Linked DNA regions of Homo sapiens: region 1 is linked to region 2. A link is an interaction called in ENCODE POLR2A ChIA-PET data of the cell type or tissue named here. Cell type or tissue: PC-9. All regions are shown on one strand. Links, peaks and the distances in the headings refer to the core of each region. The heading gives the core; the rest is flanking DNA.

Region 1 (2,921 bases), core at 186-2,685, 56 kb after region 2:
TAAGGCTTAAAGCCATGAAGTCCAAGTTCATGCTTTCACAAGTTACAAATGACCTCCTGCCATGGAACTCTGTGGTTGGCTTTGAATAATTGAAATCATTACTTTAATATCTGTAAGGCCAGGAATCCCCTTTAGTTGATCCCGAAAGCTTGGCAATAATTTGGGTGACGGGGTGATGCAGAAAATAGTAGTTTGTAGTAGAAAATTTGAGTCTCATTGTCCCAATTTTTAAAATTCCTCAATGTTTATAAGTTGATGTTAAACTTTTCATTCAATATCAACTTATAAAAATGAACAAAGCCCAGGCCAGGCGCGGTGGCTCACGCCTGTAATCCCAGCACTTTGGGAGGCTGAGGTGGGCTGATCACGAGGTCAGGAGATCGAGATCATCCTGGTTAACACAGTGAAACCCTGTCTCTATTAAAAATAAATAAATACATACAAAAAAATTAGCCGGGTGTAGTGGTGGGTGGCTGTAGTCCCAGCTACTTGGGAGGCTGAGGCAGGAGAATGGCATGAACCCAGGAGGCGGAGCTTGAAGTGAGCCAAGATTGCACCAGGGCACTCCAGCCTGGGCAACAGAGGGAGACTCTGTCTCAAAAATTAACAAAGCCCTTGTGAAACCCATTGCACTGTGCTAGATGCTTGAGGAGAAAGGTACAGACTTTTAAGATATGGTTCTTCTCCTCTAAGTACTTACTGGGGACATAAGACCCAGGTAATGATGATTAATGATCTTATCCTCTGCTTCGCCTCAGTCACTTACCCGATAATTATACCCCAGACTTGGTCATTTCATGCATCCACTCTTAGACCTACTGATCTCTTCTTTCCATGCCATTCCTCGATACTCCAACTCCAAAAATTCTTCATCCTCACTAGGACCTATGCTCCATCCATTCACCATCCCTCACTCCCATAAAATCTTCAGTTCCCTCTAGACTCAGCTTACATTCTATGGTCCATTATTAAAAACTGCTCACTCATTCACCCTCCAGTACCTTTTCCTTCCTTTCATTCATCACGTCTGCTTGGTAAAACCCTGGTTAAATCCAGTTTCCCTCCTCTTCTACACCCTGCACCCCCACAGCTGATTGTGGCTGGAGAAAATCCCCACAACCACACTGACAAATCTCATTTTAAACTCATGACTAATAACCACAGTGGGCCCATACAGCTGCTGGCAAGGTTTCGTCATTGTCCTGATCAGTCCATTCAATCCTCTACTTTCCTATAACCACTGTACCTTTTCTTGTCTCTCTTCAAATCTCCAGCACCTCCTCCAACTTTTTACCTTTTCCTAATTCACTGGCTTGTGGTGGTGGTGGAGGAGGGTGTGGGTAGGGTTGGTGGAGATAGAAGCTCTCAAAAGAGACCTTCCCTATTCTCCCAACTCCCACTTCTCCCAACTGACTGTCTGTCCATCTATGTCCTGCCTTCTTTCCTGATGTTGTGGATGATCTGTTTGGGTTTCTATCTGAAGCCAAATTTTACACTGTGCACTTGATCCCATCCTTTTTTCCTATCCACAAACTTATTTCCAGCAATTATCTGTTCTCTTTCCTGCTCAAGAATATTTCTTTTTCTATTGAGTCACTGCCAGCAGCATAGAAACATGCTGAATCACCACCCGTCTCACAGAGAAAACCTTCCTTGACCCAACTTTCCCTGTAGTTACTGCTCCCTTTACGGCAAATCTCCTTGAACAAGACTTTTAAGCCCACTACTTCCAATTCCTCTCCTTATAATCTTTCACTCTCAAAATTGCTCCCTGAAAACTGCTTTTATCAATATCTCCAGTGACCTCCACATGATCAAATCCAATAGCCAATTCTCAGTCTTTATCTTATTGAATTTATTGGCAGCATTTTACACCATTGCTTACTTCCTTCTTCAAATGCTTTCTTTGCTTGGCTTCTGAGGCATCACCCTCATTTCTCCTCACTGGTTGCTCCATCTCAGTATCTTTTCCTTGTCCTCCTTATCTTCCCAAGCCCTGCCCACTGGAGTGCCCCAGGAATCACTCTTTCACTGATTTCTCCAGGATCATAGCTTTAAATTTTATTTACTTATTTCATCCCCGAATTCATATTTCAAGCCTAGATTTCGCCCCTTGAAGACCAGACTCATGTCCGGCTGCCTACTCAGTCTCCACTTGGCTATCTAACAGACATCTCAAAGTCAACAGATGCCAAAATGAACACAAGATTCTCCCCCTACTCAAAAACTCCTCCTACTCCTATCTTCTGAATCTTCTCAGTTGTTCAGACAAAAATCCTTGGAGTCATCCTTGACTCCTTTCTTTCTTGTCGCACCACATCAGATAATTTTTTTGAAATTCCTTCTTCAAAATATAACCAAACTCTGACCACTTTCCAACACCTCCATTACTACTATCTCTTCTAAGCTGCCATTATCTCTCACTTCTTATTGCAAAAATCCCTTAACTTTGTTTTTCCTTCTCTCCTTATTCCTCTGAAGTCTATTTTCAACCCAGCAGATGGAGTGAACCTTTTTTTTTTTTTTTTAAAAATCTAAGTAAAATAATGTGACTTTTTTCCTCAAAACCCTCCCATGGCTTCCTGACTCTCTCAGTTTAAAAATCAAAATCCTCTTCATCACCTGCTGGATCCTACCTTTCTGTCTTCATCTCCCACCACTCCCTCTCTGGCTCACTCTGCTCAGCCACACTGGTGTCCTTCCTAGAACATGTCAGGCTTGCCTCAGGGCCTTTGCATGGGTTAGATCCTTTACCCTGAGATTTTATCACACAGGTTCCCCATGGCTCACTCCTTCTACTCCAGTGTCCCCTCAGTGAGGCCTTTCTTGACCCTCTGCCTTGACACGAAATCCTATCTCTCCCACCCTGGCGCTCCCTTTTCTTCTTGCCCTATTTTATTTTTCTTCATCGTACTTAATCA
Region 2 (2,921 bases), core at 286-2,785:
AGCATATCAGTGATCAAAACAGACATAGATTATTGCCCTCATGTAGTCTCCATTCTAGTAGAAGAGTTACTAACCAAGCTCAATGTGCCAGGCTCTGTTCTCAGCACTTTACACATGTGATCTTATTTAAACCCCTCAGCAAGTCTATGAAGTAGGTAACAATTAAGTCCCCTATTTTACTTGAGCACAGAGAGGAGGAGTCACTTGCTCAAGGTCACACAGCTATCTGGAGGCAGAGTCGTGATGTACATCCAGGTGTTTTTTTCTGGCTCCAGAGTCTCTACTCTCTATGCCATGCTGCCTCTGGATCTGCAAGGGAGCTTGCAGGTCATTTAGTTCACCCTCATTCCACAATGTGGACTCAGAGGTACCAGGTGATGAGAGGACTTGCCCACAATTAAACAGCTGATTAACATCTGGACTGGAACTAGAATCTTATCTTTCAGAACATGACTTATATCACTGTGCCCTTAGATTATTTGGGCAGATAATTCTATGAAGGATGGGGGCTTGGCCACATCCTCATGTTTCCCCACCTTGAATGATAGTTCCCTGGGGACAAAGATGGCTTTCGCTACTGTTTTTTGATAGTCCTTCTTCTGTCCTTCACAGTTGGGATGAAGATGCCCTGCTCAAGTTTACAAGCGGTGTTTTCCAGCTCAGCACAGCTCTTCTTCCTCTGAAGGTGCATCTCCCTACCTCTTGATCATCTGTGCGGCAAATGCTCCATGTGCATTTGGGGACCATCATCACTCTTGTCAGTTTTGTCCCTCCTCAGCCATCAGTGAGCTCAGGTGCACAGCAGTAACGGGAAATAGTACATGGCAGTGCCTAAAGGGTTAGTGAGAGAGAGACCAGACCACACAGTCATTCCCTCTCTAGCAGCCATCTCTGCATGAGAAGTGTTGGAGGGACAGCACCACAGGGACAGTGCTCTGTGCACCTCTCCTGTCCCAATTAGAACCATCACAGTCACCAGTGCCTCTAAACTGCAAGGGACCCACTAGGCAAAGAGAGCAGACTGGGGCAGAAATGTCCCATCATGGGAGCTGGAGATTGGGCTGTAGAATTTCAGACTGGAAGTTAGAGTTTGGCAGGCATCCTTCTCAGATTTTCTGGAACAGTTCCAATTTTATGCAACATAATTTTTTTAAATAATGATGACTCATTAAAAAAACTGTGATTTAATTTTTATGCATTTAATAGGACTTCTTATTTAAATAAATTCACTAATCAACAAAACAAAAATCTTTCTCAGCACCAAGAGTAGTCACTTGAACTTCAGACATACATTCTCCTTATTTATAGATCATCCTGACTGTAAAGGAACCAAAGAATAAGTTGCTGAGGATCAACAAAATACTTGCGGGGTTGAAATCACATACTTCCCTTGACTAAAAGAGGCTTATCATCTATGGTTGTACAGGTTGTGCACTGTACCAGGCTGCAACTGCAAGGAGTCTCTATTTGTACTGCAGACATTATTGATTTGTATGTTGAATACAACAGTTTTATGACAGATGGGCAGATTTGTTCAGTATAATCAATATACAATATGAAGACGATTTCAAACAGAATGAAGCAATGTGCCTTGAGGAAGGAGTGCCTGTTCTAATTTTCACAATGGTGTCCTATAAACCACTAGTGGCCTAGATTGAATGGCCAGTTCTATAAAACTCATGGGCCTGGGATTGAGAAACCAAGACTCAGAGCAGTAAGGGGAAAGTAGAGCAGTTACTTGCAAGACCAAGGCTAACCTGAAAGTGTATAAGGTAACACATTATTGGCTACACATTAGAATCTCTTGGGGAGATTTGAAAAATACTGATGCCTGGGTTTCACCCCTAGAGGTTCCTTTTAACTGGTCTGGGATACAGCCTGGGGTTGAGGTATTGAGGTTCTTCATGTAACCCTAATAAACAGCCAAGGTTGAGAACCACTGTATTTTTTGTTGGATGGGTGACAAATGATAGATGGATGGGTGGATGACTAGATGCATGGGGTGCATAGATACGTGAATAAATGAATGGACTAAGGAATTGGGCATAGAGTCATGGCTTGACATGTTTTCATGATCTGGTATCTGCTTATCTCCAGACACATTCTCTCTCATCTTGCCTCAGTTTCTTGCACTCCGTGCTCCAGCCATACTGAATTTCAATCAGTTTTTCTAATGTGGTGACTCTCTTACAACTCTGGCCCTTACCTTCCCTGTTCTCATTGATTAGAATGTGTTTCCTTTTTCTGTTTGCCTGACTAACTCTTACTCAGATTTCAGGCCTCTACATAAAATTTCAGGTAATTTAGTCCTGGAAGATTTCCTGGACTCCTCTAGACCCTGGTTTAGATCCTGCCATCCATGTTCCTGTGGCCTCTTGTCCTTTCCCATCAGAGCACCTATCACTTGGCATTGCCAGCTGGGCTCAGGGGAGAGGAAAAGGAAAAACCCAGTGGTTCATTTCTCATGGTCCTATGCTGCATGGCCTCATGCTGATTCAAGCATTTCAGGACAAAAACTTACTTTGACAAAATCTGTGCATCATTCATTGATGAATAAAAATATCACACCTTTGGTGGATGCCCCTCTCCCCTTATCTTCCTGTCCTGCAGTATTTTCATGCACGTCTGTGTGAAGAGACCACCAAACAGGCTTTGTGTGAGCAACATGGCTGTTTATTTCACCTGGGTGCAGGCGGGCTGAGTTCGAAAAGAGAGTCAGAGAAGGGAGATAGAGGTGGGGCCATTTTATAAGATTTGGGTAGGTAAAGGAAAATTACAGTCAAAGGGAGTTGTTCTCTGGCGGGCAGGAGTGGGGGTCACAAGGTACTCAGTGGGGGAGATTTTGAGCCAGGATGAGCCAGGAGAAGGAATTTCACAAGACAATGTCATCAGTTAAGGCAGAAACAGGCCATTTTCACTTC

Evidence for each region. Peaks named below come from ENCODE experiments on the same cell type or tissue, not always from the same donor. Only the 100,000 strongest peaks of a DNase experiment are listed, where the experiment ranks them.
Region 1: POLR2A ChIA-PET joins it to region 2 with 5 read pairs; 2 of 35 experiments call an interaction of 5 or more read pairs at or near these places.

Annotation. Positions count from the first base shown.
Region 1 is chr3:170,725,654-170,728,574 of GRCh38, forward strand. The region is part of intron 4 of SLC7A14-AS1 (SLC7A14 antisense RNA 1); the gene reads left to right. All of the region lies in intron 1 of LOC124906302 (a long non-coding RNA gene), which reads right to left. Among named protein-coding and RNA genes, the nearest start is that of SLC7A14, 140 kb to the left of the region's middle. In PC-9, for the core only: no CTCF peak of the experiment used is centred there; DNase peaks (open chromatin) are centred at 1,148 and 1,608; H3K4me3 peaks cover 337 bases; H3K27ac peaks cover 2,142 bases.
Region 2 is chr3:170,669,562-170,672,482 of GRCh38, forward strand. All of the region lies in intron 2 of SLC7A14-AS1 (SLC7A14 antisense RNA 1), which reads left to right. Among named protein-coding and RNA genes, the nearest start is that of SLC7A14, 85 kb to the left of the region's middle. In PC-9, for the core only: no CTCF peak of the experiment used is centred there; no DNase peak of the experiment used is centred there.